2 separate regions of the Homo sapiens genome follow, and region 1 is linked to region 2. A link is an interaction called in ENCODE POLR2A ChIA-PET data of the cell type or tissue named here. Cell type or tissue: GM12878. All regions are shown on one strand. Links, peaks and the distances in the headings refer to the core of each region. The heading gives the core; the rest is flanking DNA.

Region 1 (5,364 bases), core at 1-5,000, 120 kb after region 2:
GGCTCTGTCAATTTTACAGCAACACTGGCTCACTCGGTGCCCGCCTGTGCCGTGGCTGATATGCCAAGCCCCAGAAACACATCCCATACACACACACTCCACGCCGCATTCAGAAGAGCATTCATGCATTAAAAGAACATAAAAGAGATCGGCAGGGCGCAGTGGCTCATGCCTGTAATCCCAGCACTTCGGGAGGCTGAGGCAGATGGATCACCTGAGGTCAGGAGTTCGAGACCAGCCTGGTCAACATGGCAAAACCCCATCTTTACTAAAAATAGAAAAGTTAGCTGGGCGTGGTGGAGTGCGCCTGTAATCTCAGCTACCCAGGAGGCTGAGGCAGGAGAATTGCTTGAACCTGGAAGGCGGAGGTTGCAGTGAGCCAAGATCGCACCATTGCACTCCAGCCTAGGTGACGAGCAAAACTTAGTCTCAAAAAAAAAAAAAAAAAAACGAGATCACAAAATTTAACCGATATTGGAAATATCTGGGTGAACAAGAGGGTCCCAAGAATATGAAAGGACAAATGGTTCTATCAAGTAGGAAAAACCATGGATGCACCGTGGGTCCCCATAGACTCAAAGATAACACAAGATTAAAGTAACTGGGCTGGGCACGGTGGCTCATGCCTGTAATCCCAGCATTTTGGGAGGCCGAGGCAGGTGGATCACCTGAGATCAGGAGTTCAAGACCAGCCTGGCCAACATGGCAAAACCACGTCTCTATTAAAAATACAAAAATTATCTGGGTGTGGTGGCGGGTGCCTGTAATCCCAGCTACTCAGGAGGCTGAGACAGGAAAATCACTTGAATGCGGGAGGTGGAGGTTGCAGTGAGACGAGATTGCGTCACTGCACTCCAGCCTGGGTGATAGAGCAAGACTCTATCTCAAAATAAATAAATAATAACATAGAAGCCAGTCATGATGGCTCACACCTGTAATTCCATTACTTTGGAAGGCTGAGAGAGGAGGATCAGTGGAGCCCAGGAGTTTGAGACCAGCCTGGGCAATATAGGGAGACCCTGTCTCTACAAAAATGAAATAGCCAGGCGAGGTGGCATGTGCCTGTGGTCCCAGCTACTTGGGAGACTGAGGTGGAAGGCTGCCTTGAGCCCAGGAGTTCCAGGCTGCAGTGAGCCATCATTATGCCACTGCACTCCAACCTGGGAGACAGAGTGAGAGAGACCCTGTCTCAAACAAACAAACCCAAAATAGGCCAGGCACAGTGACTCATGCCTGTAATCCCAGCACTTTGGGAGGCTGAAATAGGCGGATCATTTGAGGTCAGGAGTTCAAATTCAAGACCAGCCCGGCCAACATGGCAAAACCACATCTCTACTACAAATAAAAAATTAGTTGGGTGTGGTGGAGCATTCCTGTAATCACAGCTATTCAGGAGGCTGAGGCATGAGAACCGCTTCAACCCAGGAAGCAGAGGTTGCAGTGAGCCGAGATCACGCCATTGCACTCCAGCCTGGGCGACAGAGCGAGACTCTGTCTCAAAAAAATATAAATAAAAATAAAAAGATCAAGAGAACCTAAACCATTAAAAAAAAGACTCGCATGGGTGCGGTGGCTCCTGCCTGTAATCCCAGCACTTTGGGAGGCTGAGGCAGGCAAATCACTTGAGGTCAGGAGTTTGAGACCAACCTGGCCAACATGAGGAATCCCATCTGTACTAAAAATACAAAAATTAGCTGGGTGTGGTGACACACACCTGTAATCCAAGCTACTTGGGAGGCTGAGGCAGAATTGCTGGAAACCAGGAGGTGGAGGTTGCAGTGAGCAGAGATTGCACCACTGTACTCCAGCCTGGGTGACAAGAGTGAAACTCTGTCTCAAAAAAAAAAAAAGAAATCCGGAACACGCACATGTGCACACACACACTGGAGCACTTGTGCAAGCAGTGGCTTAGAATGGGAGTCCCAATCAGGGCTCGGTCACGCATTTGCAGTCAACACACACCACACGACACAAATACGTATAAAAAAGGCTGACATTTTATTTCCAGGTTGGCACGTGTATAAGGCACAGGGGCAAATGGCTTTGGGGTCCTGGAACTGGAAATGGAGACAGGTGTGTCTCAGGTGTCCCTGCCTCCACCACCCCCTAAGTGCACTTGAGACAGGACCAGTGGTGGTGGTTCCAGCCCAGGGTCCTGAAGGGTCCCACTGGCTCTAGGGGAGAGCCATGGGGACAGCTCCCCAGGCGGGACCCTCTACTCTCCAGCTACCCAGGAGGGACCCTCTCCTCCTAGGGGGCGAGGCCAGCTCCAAAGTGCTTGGTGGCTCCCCAGGCTTAAGGGACCAGCCTGCCAGGGAGGGCTGGGGTCAGAGAGAGAATAGTAAGATGAGAACGAGGAGAAGCACCCCCACTAGCACGGCGATGGCACACCACTGTCGGCGGTCTGGGAACGAGAAGGTCAGGGGTCACGGGGAGAGGGTACCACCTACAACCTGCCCCCACCAGGACTGACCCCTCCCCTGAGGGGACTCACCACTCGTCATGTGGGATACTTTGGCCAACTTCCTGAGGACCCCGTCCATGCGGGACTGGGTGTGGTCCATCTCTTGGGCGAAGGCATCCAGCATGCTGCCAAGAACAGGATGGCATCAGCCCCAGATGGCCCAGACACACCAGGGTGGCCGAGAGCCCCTGGCCCACCCCCAGGGTCCTGGCCTCACATGCCCTGCTCGTCCAGCTCTTCTCCAACGCGGCCGGACATGTGCTTCAGAACCTGGATGCTCCCAGACACCATCTCCAGCTGTTGATCCTGTTCATCCATGATCAGCTGCAGAGCGAAGGGGTGGGAGATGCTGTTGAAAACGACCCCAGAAGGCCAGGCGCTATGGCTTATGACTGTAATCCCAGCACTCTGGGAGGCCGAGACAGGCGGATCACTTGAGGCCAGGAGTTCGAGACCAGCCTGGCCAACATGGTGAAACCCCATCTCTACTAAAAATATAAAAATTGGCCAGGCATTGTGGTGGGCGCCTGTAATCCCAGCTACTAGGGAGGCTGAGGCAGGAGAATCACTGGAACCTGGGAGGCGGAGGTTGCAGTGAGCTGAGATCGCGCCACTGCACTCCAGCCTGGGCGACAAAGCGAAACTCCATATCAACAACAACAACAACAAAAAGGGACCCCAGACCTCAGATCAGTCTGCAAGGCTCTCCCCTCCCAAGATCCACCCCGCTGGCCCCAAAACCTGCTGTGTGGCCTGCTGCTCCTCGATGTAGCGAGATGTGGCCGAGACTGCGCTGGCATCCAGCAGGTCGCTGGGTGACTTCTGGGCAGCTGGCTTGCCTGCGAGTATCTGCAGGGGCACACAACATAGGCTCAGGGAGAGACCCCAACTCACAGCGGGGCCTGTGGGGCAAATCCCCACGGTGGTAAGTCAGGGGGGCAGACTCTGGGGCAGGACAGCCTGCATTCCCCACTCACCACTTACTAGCAAGGTGACCCAGAGACCCCATCATTTGGCTTCCTTGTGCCTCAGTTTCCTCATCTGTAAAATGCAGAGAGCAGGATGGGGCATGGTAGCTCATGCTTGTAATCCCAGCACTCTGGGAGGTGGAGGTGGGCAGATAACTTGAGGTCAGGAGCTCGAGACCAGCCTGGCCAACATGGTGAAACCCCATCTCTACTAAAAATACAAAAATTGGGCCGGGCACAGTGGCTCACACCTGTAATCCCAGCACTTTGGGAGGCCGAGGTAGATGGATCACGAGGTCAAGAGTTTGAGAGCAGCCTGGCCAACATGGTGAAATCCCGTCTCTACTAAAAATACAAAAATTAGCCAGGCTTGGTGGCGGGTGCCTGTAATCCCAGCTACTAGGGAGGCTGAGGCAGGTCAGAATCACTTGAACCTGGGAGGCTGAGGTTGCAGTGAGCCGAGATCACACCACTGCACTCCAGCCTGGGTGACAGGTTAAGACCTTCTCTCAAAAAAAAAAAAAAAAAAAAAAATTACCGGGTGTGGCAGTGCATGCCTGTAATCCCAGCTACTTGTGAGGCTAAGGCAGCAGAATCGCTTGAACCTGGGGGGCGGTGGTTGCAGTGAGCTGAGATCGCACCACTGCATTTCCAGCCTGGGTGTCAGAGTGACCTTGCCTCAAAAAAAAAAAAAATAAAATAAAATGGGAAGAGCTAGAATCCGTGTTTCCTGGGTTGAAATGAGGATTTAAAGAATTAATTGATGGGGGACACTTACAGCAGTGCCCAACACATAGTAATGCTAGTAAATGTCACATTTTACTATTTGTTTATTTTTGGGGGGATTTTAGCTGGGATTACAGGCACCTGCCACCACATCCAGCTAATTTTTGTATTTTTACTAGTGATAGGGTTTCCCCATGTTGGCCAGGCTGGTCTCGAACTCCTGACCTCAAGTGATCCACCTGCCTCAGCCTCCCAAAGTGCTGGGATTACAGGCGTGAGCTACCATGCCTGGCCCAACAGATGTTTGTTTGTTTGTCTGAGACAGAGTCTTGCTCTGTCACCTAGGCTGGAGTGCAGTGGTGTGATCTCGCCTCACTGCAACCTCCACCTCCCGGGTTCAAGCAATTCTCCTGCCTCAGCTTCCCAAGTATCTGAGATTACAGGTGATCACCACCACGCCTGGCTAATTTTTGTATTTTTTGTAGAGACAGGGTTTCATCATGTTGGCCAGGCTGGTCTCGAACGCCTGACCTCAGGTGATCCACTTGCCTGGGCCTCCCAAAGTGCTGAGATTTTAGGTGTGAGCCACCGTGCCCGGCTCCAACAGATGTATTTTAGAGTTTGGACTTGAATTCCCCCAAGGCAGCACATCTGGAAGGCACGTGGGCACTGCTATGGGATGACAAACTGGGAGGAGCCTCAGTCCCCCACCCTCCCCGACCCCACGTACGCTTATGAGGGAGAGAGAAAGGCTGGTGGTTCTCAACATATGAAAAATATCAACAGAGAACACCAAGAGAAAAAGTGGACTGACAGAGGTGGTTGGGAGAAACACAGAAACACACACACACACACACACACACACACACACACGGCAGGCACATTACAGAGGAAACTAGCAGATATTAGGATATGAGGGGGGAAAATGCAGATACACTCAGAGGCCAAGTGCACGCACCCAAATAGGTTAGGTGCATGCACAGATGAAAAGGCGGGGGCGGATCACCTGAGGTAGGGAGTTTGAGACCAGCCTGGCCAACATGGGGAAACCCTGTCTCTACTAAAAACACAAAAATTAGCTGGGCATGGTGGCACACTCCTGTTGTCCCAGCTACCCAGGAGGCTGAGGCAGGAGAATTGCTTGAACCCGGAAGGTGGAGGTTTCAGTGAGTCAAGATTGCACCACTGCACCCCAGCCTGGGCAAC
Region 2 (5,359 bases), core at 360-5,359:
CAGTCTGGGAAGATTATTTTGTTTCCTTGAAGAATTTTTAACACTGTATATGTGAGTGAGGTGCTGTACATATTTTCCTATTTTTCTTCAAATAATCCATACAGGCTCAGTGGACAGGTCTGTTGTGTAGAGTTTTTGAAAACCATGCATTTCTTCTCATGGAGAAGCAGTCATTTTCCTTAACTGGTTTTTCTTTCTCTGCCGCGGTGCAGAGCCCTTTTCTGTCTTCTTATTTTTCTTCCTCTGCTGTTCTGTTTCCCTCCATCTTTGTCCTTCTTTCTTTTCAGTTGTGGGCCTAGCTTGGCACTCTCTCTCCAGGTTTGGCTTTTTTCTCTTTTTTCGTTCTCCTTCTCTCTATTTCTCTTTCTCCGTGGCCCTTTCAGTCTTTTTCTGTTGGGGGTACATTTCTCCTAGTGATGGCTGAAACTGGCATGGGTATGTATTTTAGAAATGTTTCAGTGAAAACTGTTGCTGGTTTTTTTTTTGTTTGTTTGTTTTTTTTTTTTTTTTACCAAATAGTACTCAACAATAAAAGACAGAGGCTTTTCTTCCATAATGGCAGCAAAATCCCTTTCCACAAACCAAAAACCCATATGAATTTTTAAAAAGTCTTATTTCTGGCTTCTCGATGATTTTTCTCTCCAATGGGGGAAATACCTTTCCCCCACAATGTTTCCTGCTTTTCCTTTTTTCCCCCCTTGTCTTTTTTTTTTCTCTTCCTATTACCAGCATCAGTGGCTTCCTTTCCCCATTTCCCATGTCCTTCTACTCTGTGGCCTGCATGTCCCCTTGCTCTTTCCATCACCTGAACTCTTACACTTGCCAGTGACTCAGACCTGGAGAAGCCTTGAATCGTATGAGGGATTTTTTGTCTTGATTCTGGTCTTTGGTGCAGGATGTAAAGCGGTCTGATCTCCTGCCTGGGGCTGGAGGGGAGAAGAGAAGGAGGCTGGGCTGGGAACAGGTAATCTTCCAACAGGAGCCTCCACTCTTTAACAAAAGGGGGACAGTTTCCTTTTGTCTAGGGCTCATGAGGGGCGTGTCTGGGCTGATGGCCGCCACCAGTGGCATGCAGGAGGAGGGGGCCCGCAGTGAAGGGTGCTTGAAATGTTTCTAATGGAACCCGAGCAATTCCTCTGTGTGCGCCCAAAATAGGAGGGGAGGAAGGGAGGGAGGGAGGAAAGAGAAATAGAGAAAGAGACCTTCTCATCTCCCGAAGCATCAGAATATCCTGGCCACTCCTCCAGAAAGGCCTCCTCCACTGGGAGCCAGCAGCCCATAGAGAGAATGGGGTGAGGGGAAAGTATTTGCCTGAGAATCTTCTGCCCACCTGCAAGGTTATAGCCACTGGCAGGAGAAGGACAATTGACAATTGTTCTTCCTCCAACTTTCTGCCCTGGGAAAGGCCTGTTGCTTCTTCTGTTAAGAGAGCCTTGAGGGGGTGCTTGGGGCTCTTTGTAGGTCCCTGAGGCTCTATTGAGACACTCTTCTGCCGCCTCTCCTCTGATCTCTCCGCCAGTCCGTGGAGTTTTGACCCCCAACCCCTCTCCAGGAGCCAGTCGTGCATCTTGTCCTGTTTCCCTAACTTCTACATGGATCCTTCCATCTGTCATTTCCCAGCTGTGGGACTGTTGCTGCCCCCACCTCTATCCCTGACCCAGTTGTACCACCAGATTCAGATTCAACCCATGTCGAGCATGTCTCTTCTACTGTGGCACTGTGGTCTGTGAAGTGGAACATGCCAGGATTCTCCAGGAGGCTCGTGTTGGCCATTTTCTGTTTGGTGTCTAATATTTAGTATAAATCAGAATACAAGAAAAACACCTCCATGCCAAATATAAACTCACTTGTAGTTTTTAATGACCTCATCTTGACTTTAGAAGGTAAAATTGTTTCCACAAGGTGGAGAGGCAGGATTTGGTACCTTATGTCATGTCTCTGAGCTAACATCTTTGGCTGATTGGACTGAAGCTGGTTATTAACATGATGTGAATTATTGGACACCACCCTAAGAGGCCTGTCTCTGATACCACCTGCCTTCTGTACTCTCACCTCTAACCGTTTCTTTCAGGGATCAGCCATGAGCTCAGTTCACTTGAGATGGATAATTCAGGGCACAGACTGGGGTCCCAGGTGTTGGGCAGCCCCTCTCCCATTGTCAGGGTTCAGCGCCAGCCCAGGGCTGGATGTTTTATTTTGGCATGCCCCAGGTGCTCTTCCGGGAACCTTTCTGCCAACATAAAGGCCACAAAGCACAGGGTTTCAGTTGGGGAAGAAAGGGGCACGAGTGAGCAGTGACCTTTTTTCCGTCGCCAGCTGAGGACTGAGCCTCGCTGAGGGAGAGGGCGGCTGTAGGGATGGGGTTCTGAGTGGAATTGGATCCCTTTCTCCCTGTCTGCAGCCACATCCTTCTTCCTCTGCTTTTCCTTTTATGTCATATCTATTTCCTTCTTACTGTGTTTCGAAGGCCTCAAGCATGGCTGCTCCATAGCTCTAACTGGAGAGACCCCCTCAGAAGTGGGACTCCCCTACCCAGTGCTCACCCTTTCTGCTTGCTGTGAGGAAGGTCCCCAAGTGGAGGACCAGAGCAGGGGCTCCCCGGTGGGTCACTTCTCTGTGACTTGATTTCCCCCAGGTGGCCTGTTTTTGATAGAGCCCTTTGCTGTTTTTTGTTGTGTCCTTTCTTAGCTCTTTTCTTTTCATTTGGGTTTCTCATTTTATACTTTTGCACTTTGCACTGCTAGGGTTTGGGCTCTTTAGTCTAAATTGATTTGGGAGACAGGTAAGAAAACTAATCTCAGGTCAACTGGAGAGGGCAGATCTGGAGAATTAAATGCCTGTGCAGTGGTGAGGGGCGTTGGTCAGATTCCTTGCCTCTGCTCAGAGGTAGTGTCCATCTTTTTGCCTTTGTCACTTCTCCCCGGGTCTGGCTGTTGTTTGTGGCTGCGTGTAGAGCTTGTCAGGCGGAGTGCTGTGACAGGAGGCTATTTTAATAAACTGTTGCAGTTTCTCGAGCCGAGCTGTGTTGCGTTGGCATCCCTCGTCACCGCTAATGGAGTGTGCGTGGCTGGGTGTGGGCCGAAGGAGGAGGCTGAGCTTGCTGGGGGCTGGGGGAGAAGGGAGGGACGTGTGGGGTGCTGGCCTCCCCCTTGTCTGAGAGTGCTCCTTCAGCAGCCAGACCTGGGGGCATCACAAGGTGGCAGTACCCTGGGCACCAGATCCCTGCCCTGGAAGTACTGCTGGCATGGACACTTTCTGAGCTCTCTTTCTTCTTATTTCTATTCATAGCACCGCAGGCCCGTGTGTATGTGGCCGGGGAGGAAAACTTCCACTCGCCCCTGTGTGCTCCATAGGAAGAAAAAAAAAAAGAAAGAAAGAAATAGAAACAGAAAAAGAGAGTGTGCAGGCCCGAGAGAAAGACTGAAACCAAAACACAGAGAGAAGGCGCAGCTGCTTCCCCAAGGCCTTCTGGGGCTCCCGCCCGCCAGCCCGCCGGGAGTCAGGCCTTTATTTATTTATTTTTCAGGCTTAAAAAAAAATTTCGAGTCTTCCACAATCCCAGTCCCCCCCAATGCCCCACCCCACCCCCAGATTTGCTGGGTGGCTGCTGCCAAATGGACCCGAGTGGGAGCCTGGAATGAAAAATTCATAACTGCTGGACTTTGCTTGTTCATTAGACGTGAACTTGTCGATTGGGCAAATTGTTTTTGGTCTCCAACTGCCGGGGGCTCTCCCCACCCTCCCTGCTCGCCCGGTTCCCTCCTCCCCTTGGACGCAGCCATTGGCTGCTCGTGGATGTCTCTTTGCCAAATAGGTGGATCCTTCTCTCTCTTTCTCTCTCTCTCTCTCTCTCTCTCTCTGTCTCTTTCTCCCCCCACCCCTTTTTACTGGCTTGGCACAAGCAAATGGATGGGGATTGAGCCTGAAAGGAGAGAGAGAGAGGGAGTTTGAGAGAGAGAAAAGGAGCAAAAAAAAAAAACACCCCAAAAACCCAACCAGTGCGCACACACACGCGCACACTCACACACACGCCCCATCCCATCCACGTCCTCCCTCGATCCTCGATCTCTCCCTCCCCCCCTTCTTCCTTTCCTCCCTCCCTCGCTCCCTCTCTCTCTTTTGCACGCGTCTGCCAGCAACGGTCTGCAGCCGGTCAGAACTCGTCCTCTTCCCCGGGAATCTGCGAGCTCCCCCTTTTCCTCCGATCAGGCAGCTCGAAGTTTACACCCCTGTGCCGCTGCCAAAGCCGAAAGCCTTTTTCTTCAGCTGCCGCTTTTTCCCTCCTGGGTTTTGTTTTTGTTTTTGTTTTGCACGGGGGTGGGGTGGGGTGCGTTGTTGGTTGTGGGGAGATGGTGGGAGGCTGGTTTTGATTTTTAAATTTTGCATTTTTTTCTTTTTTTTTTTTTTTAAACTGGAAGAGGATGCACAGGGGAAGAAATTGAAAAAAAAATTTTGTTGGCTTTTGTTTACCTGGCGTGTGTGGCAGCCGGCTCGCTCCCTCTCTCTGCTTGCTATCCCTGACCTTTCTTTCTTTTTGCTCCTTTTCAAAAAAAATATTAATTTCCCCCTTCTGTGCAATGGAGCATGGGGGGGGGGAGGAGGGGGAAGGGTTTGAGAATCCACCCAAGCCCGGCCCCTATTCCCCAGAACACCAATAATAACCCCCTTTAAAACATTTACCTTCCTCCCCTGCTCCTCCTCCTCCCCCCTCCCCCCACCCGCCCCCAACTCACAACTCTTTTGAGTCCAGAATCTCAGAATCGGGCGTTGGGCTTTGCCGGGTGCTTCAGATCAATGGTAATTATTTAATTTTTTCCAGTTTTATTTTTGTAAACAGAAATCAATTATTATTTAAACTTCAAACAAGCAAACAACCAAAAAAAAAAAAAAAAACCAAACAAAACCGAGAGAGCCCATCCTTCTGTCACCTGACTGAGTGGGAAAAAGGGTGAAGGGGTTGTGGGAGGCTGGGGAAGGGGTCGCAAGAAGACCCATGTAGCTTTTAACCCTAATGTGGCCGAGACAAGCACCTTATTTGTGCTAACAAGAAGTGTTTTGTTCATTATTACTGTGATTAACATTAGTATTGGTGTCGATAACAAAGCTGAAATCACATATTTAGGATTTAGGTCTGATTAAAAAATGTTGGGGTGGATGTTCCAACTGGATCAGGAGAAAAGAAAATGAAAACAGCCTGGGGAGAGGGAAGCCTGATCTGTTTCCTCACTCGCTTGCTCGTGGATGTCATTTTCTGTCTTCTTGGGGGCGGCCAAAAATCGACCGGTGTCGGGGACCAGAGGCGGCCCCGCACGCCCCCGCGTGTGCGTCCACGGGCGTCTGTGCAGACGGACACTGTGCC

Evidence for each region. ChIA-PET counts read pairs that join two places held together with the same protein. Peaks named below come from ENCODE experiments on the same cell type or tissue, not always from the same donor. Only the 100,000 strongest peaks of a DNase experiment are listed, where the experiment ranks them.
Region 1: POLR2A ChIA-PET joins it to region 2 with 13 read pairs; 7 of 35 experiments call an interaction of 5 or more read pairs at or near these places.

The regions. Positions count from the first base shown.
Region 1 is chr19:13,142,083-13,147,446 of GRCh38, forward strand. It overlaps STX10 (syntaxin 10), which reads right to left. Exons shown (of 8, transcript NM_003765.3): 5 at 3,206-3,313; 6 at 2,682-2,788; 7 at 2,495-2,589; 8 at 1,976-2,404. The coding sequence ends at 2,328. Among named protein-coding and RNA genes, the nearest start is that of STX10, 5.6 kb to the right of the region's middle. In GM12878, for the core only: no CTCF peak of the experiment used is centred there; no DNase peak of the experiment used is centred there.
Region 2 is chr19:13,019,238-13,024,596 of GRCh38, forward strand. All of the region lies in intron 1 of NFIX (nuclear factor I X), which reads left to right. Among named protein-coding and RNA genes, the nearest start is that of NFIX-AS1, 6.8 kb to the left of the region's middle. RefSeq lists enhancers at 3,610-3,739, 4,173-4,685. In GM12878, for the core only: no CTCF peak of the experiment used is centred there; a DNase peak (open chromatin) is centred at 3,406; H3K4me3 peaks cover 1,622 bases; H3K27ac peaks cover 420 bases; H3K27me3 peaks cover 174 bases.